Regions from separate parts of the Homo sapiens genome. Here region 2 is linked to region 1. A link is a contact called in ENCODE Hi-C or POLR2A ChIA-PET data. All regions are on one chromosome and are shown on one strand. Each heading gives the region's core, a stretch centred on a gene start or an enhancer-like site at or near the end of the contact. The rest is flanking DNA. Distances are from core to core; before and after follow the strand shown. Region 1 has its middle 36 kb from the start of LY86-AS1. Region 2 has its middle 63 kb from the start of DSP.

Evidence for each region. A loop is a pair of places that touch in the nucleus more often than their neighbours do. ChIA-PET counts read pairs that join two places held with the same protein, here RNA polymerase II (POLR2A).
Region 2: a map of posterior vena cava shows a loop between it and region 1 (5-fold over the local background). The contact joins two enhancer-like sites. A Hi-C loop is called at or near these places in 1 of 168 maps with a recorded cell type or tissue (posterior vena cava). POLR2A ChIA-PET finds 5 or more read pairs at or near these places in 2 of 52 experiments (AG04450 and OCI-LY7).

The regions. Positions count from the first base shown.
Region 1 is chr6:6,655,564-6,661,124 of GRCh38, forward strand. No RefSeq gene overlaps it. Among named protein-coding and RNA genes, the nearest start is that of LY86-AS1, 36 kb to the left of the region's middle. Within about 2 kb of position 3,493, at least 8 of the 41 ENCODE cell types and tissues checked have a DNase peak (open chromatin) inside an H3K27ac peak, as active enhancers do.
Region 2 is chr6:7,475,806-7,481,510 of GRCh38, forward strand. It overlaps the pseudogene HNRNPLP1. Among named protein-coding and RNA genes, the nearest start is that of DSP, 63 kb to the right of the region's middle. Within about 2 kb of position 4,191, at least 4 of the 41 ENCODE cell types and tissues checked have a DNase peak (open chromatin) inside an H3K27ac peak, as active enhancers do.

The DNA of each region.
Region 1 (5,561 bases), core at 2,243-4,742:
TAAGGTGGGTGAGTTGACACTATCATTCATAAAAATGCCACTATATTAGAGATTAAAAGAGAAAAAAATTCCATAGTTTAAAAAACAGTAGTTGCTATTAATCACTGTTTATACATCAGTAAACCACCTAGAATAGCAGGTCAAAAATGCCTGTCAAACTTTAAAACCAGCATCTGAGGTTTTCTGGGTTATGAGCAGGCAAAATTGCAGCAGCGTCCTTGCCTAGGCCCATAATGCTCGAGGGAAAAGACGTGCGTGGTCATACTAGGCTCAGGAGCAAACCTCTGAACGTACATGGGGGTGACGGTGTTACGCACAAGAATAGCAAATGATTCCTGCCCCTGGCCATTCCCTCTAGCTTGAGACATTCACCTCTCTCCCTTTTCAGTAACCATCACCACAAGTAGTAAAGTCCCTGGCTAGACTCTGTGTACGCACATGTTCTAACAGTACAAGACAGCTGTCACAGCCTTCCAAAGACACAGGTGGAACTCAGCCAGTCCCTTCCCAATCCCTTTGCCCTCTTCTTTAAATTGACTGTGTGGGTGCGTGTGCGTGAGAGAGAGAGGGAGGGAGAGAGAAAGTTTCAGATGCTATAGGTTTGTGTTAAACTGGAATTTCCATATATGGAGACTATCCTAGTCATAGCTGAATATACAAGTACACAGCCGTTTCACTAAGGACATGATTTGAGAGAAAAAAAAATGTTTCTTTGTCCCAGAATATGTCTTTTCTTAGTGTCCTGTCATGGGCCTTAAATTTCACCATTAGTTTTATTCCAGCAAGTTGAAAACATATTTCAATGTTCAGGAGTCTCCTCTTGGAATACGAACAGCCCTGCTAGGAGAAACGCTAGAGTCTGTCATTATTTAACACTCTGGCAGGATGTAGTAACTAAGATGACTTTGAAAGGGCCAGCCCAGGAAGCAGGGTTGTCAGGGGAGGTGGGTGACCCCAAGCCGAGCCCTCTCAGGCTAGCCATTGTGTGGTTACTGGCTGGGGTGGGGTCAAAGTGCCCAGACAATCTATCAAACTAAATTGACTTCTCCTGTAAAGAGAATTGCTACTGTTTCAAAAATCACTATCAACAACTCCAAAAATGTGTCCTCAATAAACTCTTCTGAAGAAAAAAAAAAAAAAAACAGCTTGGTTCAGGATGATGCAGTGCTGCCACAATTAAGGAATTATTATGAAAATCAGCCAGCTTCAGACATTGGAGTGCCCACCAGCCCTTCTTTATATTTTGAGGGCAATTTCCATCGTTACGTATAGAACGTTTTAAAAAATATTTTTGAGGAACATTCCAGTGCCCAAGGGAAGCTTTGTCAGGCTAGAGTCTAGGCAGAATGCTGATAAAGCCCCTCAGGACAGTGTGATCGCATCTCTTAGAACGTTTTGGCTATGAGGAACAGAGAACTCAATTGAATCTGGCTTATGCATAGGGGACTAGGTTGTCTCCCATGACTACTGAGTCCCAGGGTGGTTTAGGTGTCAGCCAGCGTTTGCTGCTGAGGTTCATTCATCATCGGCTCTTCACCTCCATTTCTCCACAGTTCTTCCACCTCGGGTCTCCTGGAATATTGCCTTTACCCTCAGACAGTCTGTCCCACAATAGCAAATCATTTCAGTAGCTGGAGACCTCACATCCACACTGTCCACAGTACAGAAGGCAAAAGAGACCTTTATCCCAAAACCCTGTTACTCATTCTGATTAGAATGGCTTGGGTCACATGACCTCTCCTTGTAACCACAGCAGACCAATCTGGCTCAACTCTTATATGATAAAGTTGTGAGTTGTTTTTCGGTTGCCGTGGACTCCAGGTTGAAGGTTATGTAACCCGAGCATGCCCAGATGAACCAAGTATGCGACCACAGGGGGACCTCAGTGCAAGACTGAGGAGTGGGAACTTAATTAAGAAGTGAACACGGCATGTCAGGATCCAGGATCCAATCATATCAGTTTCCAGCATCACCCCATGACGGGATCCAATCAGATCATGCCTCCCAGCATCACCTCATTGCAAGATCCAATCAGATCATGCCTCCCAGCATCACCTCATTGCAAGATCCAATCAGATCATGCCTCCCAGCATCACCTCATTGCAAGATCCAATCAGATTATGCCTCCCAGCATCACCTCATTGCAAAATCCAATCAGATCATGCCTCATGACCCCATGCTTATAAAACCTGTCCTAAACTCCAACTTGCAGAGACAGGTTGGAGTGTTTCCTCCTGTCTCCTTGCTGGTAGACTTGCAGTAAACCTTTTCTTTTCTTAAAAGCCAGTGCAGTGGGATTGGCCACAATGCACATTAGGCAGTGAGCCCATTGCTGGCTCAGTAACATCCTGACCAATCACTTTGACCCTACCCTGATTGGCTTAGCCTATGTCACATGCCCCACCCCTAGACCTGGATCAGAGTTATTCCCACTGGAACCACACATATCCTTAAGTGGAAACTGGGGAAGTTGCCAAGGGGTAAAGGGAGAGGAAGGGCATGTTTCAAACTAGGCCAAAGGACATGTCCAGATCATGTCTCGAATTAGGCCAGTTTTAAGTTCTAATTCTCTCCTAGCTGTTCACTGGGCAAGTGACTTTTATTGTCTAAGCCCCAGTTTCCTCATCTGTAGGTGCTGACCATAATAATAGTACCTATCTTGTAGAGACAGTGTGAGAATTAATGAGAAAATGCATGTAAAATGCTGAGAATAGGGCCTGGCACGTCACTCAATAAAAATAAGTCATTATTATGTTAAGGTGGGTGTTCACTTGCAGTGCTAAAGCCTCTTTTCCTAATTTACCTCTCCCATCCTCCTACATCATCAGAGCAAACAATCCTAGAAGCCCAGCCCTCACCCATAAGCCCACATTCCCTTCTGGGTCCTGAGATGGTCCCTTGGCATCTTGATTTCTTCTAAGTGTAGCTAGTTTTATTAGACCTGGCATGGGGGCATGTTCCCTGGGCCATGAACTCTGAAAAGAATTTAAGGAAAACATTTGGATACACCTTTCTGGCCCCCAAACAGAAACAATATAACCAGGCCAAAAGGGCCTATGAAAGAAAATGTGGGCCAGGTGTGGTGGTTCACTCCTGTAATCCCAGCACTTTGGGAGGCCGAGGTGGGCGGATCACTTGAGGTCAGGAGTTCGAGACCAGCCTGGCCAACGTGGTAAAACCCCGTCTCTACTAAAAATACAAAAATCAGCCTGGCGTGGTGGCACATGCCTGTAATCCCAGCTACTCAGGGGGCTGAGGCAGGGGAATCACTTGAACCCGGGAGGCAGGCAGAGGTTGCAGTGAGCGGAGATCATGCCATTGCACTCCAGCCTGGGTGACAGAGCAAGACTCTGTCTCAAAAAAAAAAAAAAAAAAGAAAATACGTGTATTTTTTTAATTAAACTTGTTTCCTGCACACAAAGACACACACCCAATGCCTGCATAACTAAATGTGACATCTGCAAATGTAACAATTACGTCTGCCTTCAGGAAAGATAATCCAAAATAGCTAGCACGAGAACAGAAAGGGCCACATCCTGATGACAACCCAGACTCGTTAGAATGGCGGAGTTTATTATCTCAACAGTTCAACTGCAGGTTTGAATTGGCCGTATTTTTCTCAATCAGCAAAACAAGTTAGTCTACCTAATTTTCCAATCATTTTATCAGGCAAGCAGGGGTCCTATAGGGCTTATAAAAGAGTTATTTTCATCTAGTTTGTAAATGTCTTCAGTTACTTAGTGTGGAACGGAAGCCTTCAGCTGCATTCAAATGCTCTGGCCTGAAATATTCTTCTCCCCTTGCGCCCAGCTTTCTTTTCACATGTGACACAAAACCACCTCCTTTCCTCCAGTGGTTTGGTCTCCTCACTTCTGTGGAAAAGGGTATGTATCAATGTTCCTTTAGCCAAAAACAATGATACCTTCTGCCAGCTGGTATTTTTCTGGATTTCCCTGAAACCCACCCAAGGGTGGAAAAACAGAAAATATCCCTGCCACCGAAGACTTTATCATATCATTTCTTTCCTTTTCTTCACTCAGAAGTGGTAGAAGAAAATTCAAGAAAGAGCCAGAGAACATCATTGACATAATCAAGGGGATGCAATAAGGTTTCCACATAAACTACAAAGATTAATATATGTGAGTGCAGAAAGATAACATCTGAGAAGGCAGAACAACCACCATGATAATAATAATTGTGTAAAAGCTAACAACGATTTGTGCAGGCTCTCTGCGCCAGCATTGTGCTCGGCCTGCATCTCAATACTTCATCTCCAGAACAGCCTGTGGGTGCGTAACACAATGGTCCACGTGATAGAAGAGGAAGTCTGGGTTTAGAGAAATTGAGGAACTGGCCTAAGGTTCCCCAGGCTTGTGAGCTCCATCAGTGAGCCAGGATTCAATTCTGTCTCACTCCAAATCCAGGCTCTTTCTACCTAATGTTGCTTGGCTGTTTGGAAAGACACCATATAATAAAGAAACACTTCATGGTTTTAGTTGCAGGCTTGCAGAATGTGTTAACTCAAGCAGCAAATGAGCTAAAAACAAAGGTAGGCTAATGACAGTTACATTAACTCAATGATGACAGCACAGAACAAAAAGGGATCATGAATACTAGTCAGTTTCATGATTTGTTCATGCTCTTCCACAAAAGCTTTTGGTCACTCACTGTCAAACCCACCTGGGTGAATGTGCCATAAGCATAATCTGGCTTTTTCACTGTTTTCTTCTTTCCCTTCGTAAATCTTTAGTCAGCACCTACGGTTTGCTGAGCATTGTATTAAGCACAATACATCAAATATAAAAAATAAATAATATATAGTATAATCCCAATTCAAACTCAGCTTATCTTTTAGGAAAAGGGAAGAAGAAGAGTACCAAAAATCTCCTGTGATGGAGAAACCATGGTAAGCAGCACAAGACAAGAACAAAGCACTGTGGGGGGCTTTGAGGCGGGGAGGACACGTGGCTTGGCTTCACGGTAGAAGGAGGGAACATGCTGGCCCTTGAAGGTTGGCTGGGACACTGGAGGTCCTGGTGCCTACATGTTGTGGACAAGCTCCTGGGGGCGGAGGCAGAGTGGGAGGAATGGCCTGGGGTCCCAGCTCTCTCCCTAGCCCCTTGGTTTTGTGGCAGAGCCTCCTGCAGAGAGAAGCAACAGCTAGGAGCTAACTTTATAAGGGATTTGGAGAAATACCAGGGCACCTGCAGCATTTCATGGGGTCCCGGTGGCAAGGTGGCATAAGGGCAGGAGGGTAGGGCACAGCATAGCTTGTTCCATGAACCTGAGGGGACCCAGAACACAGAGGACGGAAGGCCAGCAAGGCATAGACCCAGGCCCCTTGCCACCCCGGTGCACACCAGAGCAGAGAGACTCTGTCTTCATGTACCTGAAGCGGCTTGGACAGCAGCCCCAGGAAGAGGGAGCTAAAGGGTGAAACGGGAAAGAACTGTTCTTGAGCTGACATGAGGCTTCCAGAAATAAGCAGGGTAGGGAGTGAGGAGAAACTGAAGATTCTGTAACATGCATGTAGGGTTGTAAGTCAGTGATTTTTAATTATG
Region 2 (5,705 bases), core at 2,941-5,440, 820 kb after region 1:
TAAAACCAGAGCACCGGGCCAAGTGTGAAGGCAATGACAGTATGTATGAGCTAACATGATACAGAGTATTTTGGGAGCATATATACCAGGAGCATATTCCAAGAGATTTGGAGCATCAGAAAGACTTTCTTAAAAACTTCCCTAAAATGATGTCTCAGCTAAGACCTGAAGGAGGAGCAGGAGACGGCCAGGTGAAGGAGAGATATTGGGGGTTCCAGGTGGTTGGAATAGTAGAGGCAGCTTTCCAGAGAAGAGAGACATCAGAGCCTCTGAGTGAATGTAAAGAAGTTCAGTACGACTGGACCACAGGGACTATTAAGGTGTGAGGCTAATGAGGGAAGCAGGGACCTGATCCCAAAAGGCCTCTAAATCACATGAAGGAGACTGGACCTTATAAGAGGCATGGCATCATATAAGAGAAAGGATCAGATGGACATCCTGAGAAGATCACAGTCTGGATAAATAGTAACAAGACAGACTAGAAAGGACTTGGTGAACCATTAGCTAGATTTGGGGTTACAGAAGGGCATGAAGACTCGCAGGTGTCTGACTTGGATACCATAAAACAAGAGGAAGAGAGGTTGGGAAGGAAGATCTAAATTTTATTTTGGACCTGTTGCTTTTGAGGGACATTCAAGTGGAGCTATTCAGTAGGTGCTTGCATATACATTCCACGTGGAGATGGAATAGAGTTATTGGCATGTAGGACCTACACAGTGCAGAAATCATAGGAGTGGATGAGACCAGGTAGGCAAGTCTGCAGGGTGAGAAGAGAGCTGTGGATGGAAACTCAGGGGATTCCAACATTTAAGGTTCAGGCAGAGGAAGAGGGCTCTGCAAAAGAGGCTGGGAAGGGGCAGTTAGAGGTACGAGGAAGACTCAGAGCAAGAAGTCATGCACTCTAAAGATCTCCAAAGAATAGGACAAGGTCAAGTGTGTCAAATGCCTTGGAGAGCTTAGGCGAGATAAGGATTGAGAAGTGGCCATAGAGTTTGGCAAGAATTGTTTCAGTAGAGAGATGAGGGTGGGAGTGGGCAGCCTGCAGTAGGTGGAGGAGCCGTGGGAGGTGGGGAAGACTTCAAAGTCAGTGAAGTGAGGAGGCAAATACCATGCTTGATGGTAGAGCAGTGTCCAAGCCAGCCAGGGGTGGGTCGCTGGAAAGACAGACTGAGTCCGTGGCTGCAGGAGGAGAATGCTAGTAGTTAAAAAGTTGAGACCCAACTAGGGGAACAGAAATGTTTAGGGGTTAAAGACCAGTGATTCTGGCTAGTAAAGGATCCTGAACCACCAAGCGCATTCATTACTGTTGCCCTTATTAATCTTAAGCATTGATTATATTCACCCAGACAGGAAGCAAGAGTTCTGTAAGTTCTGTTTAAGTGACCAGTGAACATGAATTATTGAGCACTTGCCATGGGCCATGTACTGGAGTTACAAATATAAATAGGTGCCTGCTCTTGAGTATCTCATATCCTTTGAAATACCTGCATTGAAAAAGGCAGAGTAAAACTGGATTGATTTCCAAAGCATCAAAAACAGTAAGAAATGTAGATTTTAATAAAATCTCACTTGTTTTTTTTGTTATATTGGGTTCAGAGAAAAACGAATCTCATGAAGTTTTGCCTTTACAATTCACATTCCCAAGGTCTGAGGGGTCAAACAGAAATGAAGGCAAACTCAAATCTAGAGTTCTGTGAGAGTGGCATTTGGGTCAGGGTGGATGGAGAAATAGACCACAAGGCAGGGATAGGAAAACTCGGGCTGGTAGGGCTGTTGGGACAAGCTCGAGACCAAGTTTACATGGCTTTATGCTAGATAGATATGGATTACAAATGGGAAAACTGCTTTTGGTTTATTTGTTGTATACCTTTTGGAGAAAAAAAGTGATTCTACATAAAAATACCAAAGGGGCCGGGCATAGTGGCTCACGCCTGTAATCCCAGCACTTTGGGAGGCTGAAGCGGGCAGATAACGAAGTCAAGAGATCGAGACCATTCTGGCCAACATGGTGAAAGCCAGTCTCTACTTAAAATACAAAAATTAGCTGGGCATGGTGGCGCACGGCTGTAGTCCCAGCTACTCTGGTTGCTGAGGGAGGAGAATCACTTGAACCCAGGAGGCAGAGGTTGTAGTGCGCCGAGGTCACGCCACTGCACCATCAGCCTGGTGACAGAGCAAGACTCTGTCTCAAAAAAAAAAAAAAAAAAATACTAGAGGGAAATAAACTACAAGTGTTAACAGTGATTACCTTTTGGTGGAGGGATTAGGAGTGATTTGATTTTCTTCATAACTTTTCATATTTTAAATATTTGTGATGAATAATACTAATTCTATAATCTGAGAAAAGATGCTATTTTTAGAATGCAAAAAAAAAAAATATATATCGAAAAGAGGCAGGATGCCGGGAGTGGTGGCTCATGCCTGTAATCCCAGCACTTTGGGAGGACAAGGCAGGAGGAGTGCCTCGGCCCAGGAGTTACAGACCAGCCTGGACAACACAGCAAGACCTTGTCTCTACGAAATACAAAAAAATTAGCTGGGCATGGTGGCGTGCACCTGTGGTCCCAGCTACTCCGGAGGCTGAGGTGGGAAGATCACTTGAGCCCAGGAGTTTGAGGTTATAGAGAGCTGTGTTTGAGCCACGGCACTCCAGTCTGGGCAACAGACGACTGAAAAAGAGAGAGAGACAGAAAGAGGGGCAGGTTTGTGTTCCAGTGCAGTGACCAAAATGACCAAAATGAAAACAAACAAACAAAAAAAGATACTGGGTGATAACATCGCTTCATCAAAAACAAAAAATGTAGAAGATTATACTGGTAGGAGCAATATTCAGAAATAACACTGAAGACCTAAAAATCACATGCCATGCTTAACCTTGTCACAAACTAGGGGTGGTCCTAGGCATTTTCTTTAATGTATTTATTAATATATAAAATCTAGTAATAATCAATCTGAAAGAAATGGTGTGATTGTGAGTCAGCCCTGCACACATTGCCCCTAGAAGAGGAAAATGACTTGCCCAGGTTTGTACAGTTATTATCTGCATTTTTCTGATCATGTGATATTAATTTTCTCTTGAAACTTGAAATTATGAGGTAGAAAGTGCACTGTGAGAACAAATGTTGAGTTATGGCTGCCGGAGCTCCAAAAAATTGAGTTATAATTCTTTTTTTTTGAGACAAAGTTTCACTCTTTTTGCCCAGGCTGGCTGAAGTGCAATGACATGACCTCGGCTCACTGGAACCTCCGCCTCCCGGGTTCAAGTGATTCTCCTGCCTCAGCCTCCCAAGTTGCTGGGACTATAGGCGCCCACCACTATGCCCAGCTAATTTTGTATTTTTAATAGAGACAGTGTTTCACCATGTTGGCCAGGCTGGTCTCGAACTCCCGACCTCAGGTGATTCGCCGGCCTTGGCCTCCCAAAGTGCTGGGATTACAGGCCTGAGCCACCGCACCTGGCTGAGTTATAATTCTTAATTGTGACATTTTTATTGATGAAAAGAAAATGATTTGATGCCTCTGATAAGAGACTGATATATTCTAAAATAAAGGCTCATTACTAACTGAAATAGAGTTTTTAAAGTTTAATTTGGTAGGAGGGAAGTAATCTCTTAAAAGATATGGCTGGCTATTCTTAAATTCAATTTTAATGAGTATTTGTGGGTAACGAGATAGATGGAAATGTGTTTTGGGAATGTATTCTCATTTTCAATACGATTCCCTTTTATTGATCTCATGGGAAGAGGGCCTGCTTTCCCTTGTATGAAATTTCTAGACAAAAGAGACCGGGTGCTGTGGCTCACACCTGTAATCCCAGCACTTTGGGAGGCCAAGACAGGTGGATCACCAGGTCAGGAGATCGAGACCATCCTGGCTAACACTGTGAAACTCCGTCTCTTATACAAAAAAATTAGCCGGGCGTGGTGGCGGGCGCCTGTAGTCCCAGCTACTCGGGAGGCTGAGGCAGGAGAATGGCGTGAACCCGGGAGGCGGAGCCTGCAGTGAGCTGAGATCGCGCCGCTGCACTCCAGCCTGGCAAGAGAGCTAGACTCTGTATCAAAAAAAAAAAAAAAAAAAAAAGAATAAAGTGTCCGTCCTGCAAGTTGCTGCCAGTGCAGGCAGGTCAGGGAGTCTGCTGCCGCTGGTAGGGAAGACAAGCTTGCAGCTTTCCACACCCATTCCTGAATTGCGAGAAGGGAAACTTACCCAGAAGCTGGAAGGAATCCAGAAAACATGAGCAAACCCACAGCTTCTCCGTTGATAGAAAGGCGTGTCCACTCATTTCTTACGTCTACTGAAGCCTTGAGAAGATTAATTGAGGGTTTGCCTGCCTCGGAGGCATTTCACCTGGGCAGGCTGTGTCCTGATCAGCAATGTTCTAGGCTGTCAGGACAGACACACACTTAGGCACTACGTGTGTGAAATCTCAAAACCGCAGCTGCTGACCTAGGATTTTGTAGACACTCTCCGCTCTTTAGGGCCAGAGAGCCCCAGCAGTGAAAAGCCCAAGGAAGGTCTTGTTTTCCTTGTCATGTCTTTCAAATAAATTAGGGAGAATGAGCACAGCTAAATTTGAGAAATTATTGGCACAGCCGTCAATTAAATCCTTCAGATAGAAAACACATTTTTCTTTTCTTTTCTTTTCTTTTTTTTTTTGCTGTGTTTATTTTCCAAACAATTTTATTGAAATGTGCCAAGAGTACATGGGCAGCACAAATGTATGAACAGGAAAAAAAAAAATCACATGTACAATAATTTTTTTTTTTTTTTTTTTTGAGATGGAGTCTCGCTCTTGTTACTCAGGCTGGGATGCAGTGGCACGATCTTGGCTCACTGCAACCTCCGTCTCCCGGGTTCAAGCGATTCTCCTGCCTCAGCCTTCTGAGTAGCTGGGACTATAGGCGCCCGCCACCACACGCGGCTAATTTTTTGTATTTTTAGTAGAGACGGGGTTTCACCGTGTTAGCTAGGATGGTCTCCATCTCCTGACCTTGTGATCCGCCCACCTCGGCCTCCCAAAGTGCTGGGATTACAGGCGTGAGCCACCGCGCCCGGCCCACAATAATTTTTTAAAAGTGAAGAAGTGAAGGTTAATCTTGGGACAGATCAGGTCCCCTCTCGCTCCCCCTGCAGACTTCCAGCGTTTCCATTAAGGTTAAGCCTCTACAAACCTAGCTTTCAAAAAAAAAACAAAAACAAAAAAAACAAAAAAAAAAAAAAAACGAAAAATGGCATAAAGGGAAGAGAAATGACTTCCTGCTCTGATGGGACTCTTCCTAGCCACCTAATTAGGAGGCATGCTGAGCGGTGGAGAAACACAGCTTCAGAGTGTAAGGTATGGACCACTTGGGTTTTTCATCTGGTAATGGTTCAGGAAGCCCCGAGCCTCCAGGGCATCGCTCTTGGATTCCCACTCCAGCAGTCCAGAAGAGCTGCGCTCACTTTTGCCTGAGAATACTTTCACAGAAGATGGCCGCTTCACGCCCAGCTCATCTCAGATCTCAAAGAAGTTGTCAGTCACCTCCAGCGGGGCGTTGAAGAGGTGCAGCACGTTGCTGGGGTGCTGGATGCGGTTCTTCCCTGCCCGCTCCAGCGAGGGGAACCGATTGTTCGGGATTCACTGAAGTCTCTGTAACTGCAAGACGTGACTTCCAACCCGCATGACTGACAGGGCATGATGGCTGGCTGCTTGGAGACAGACATTC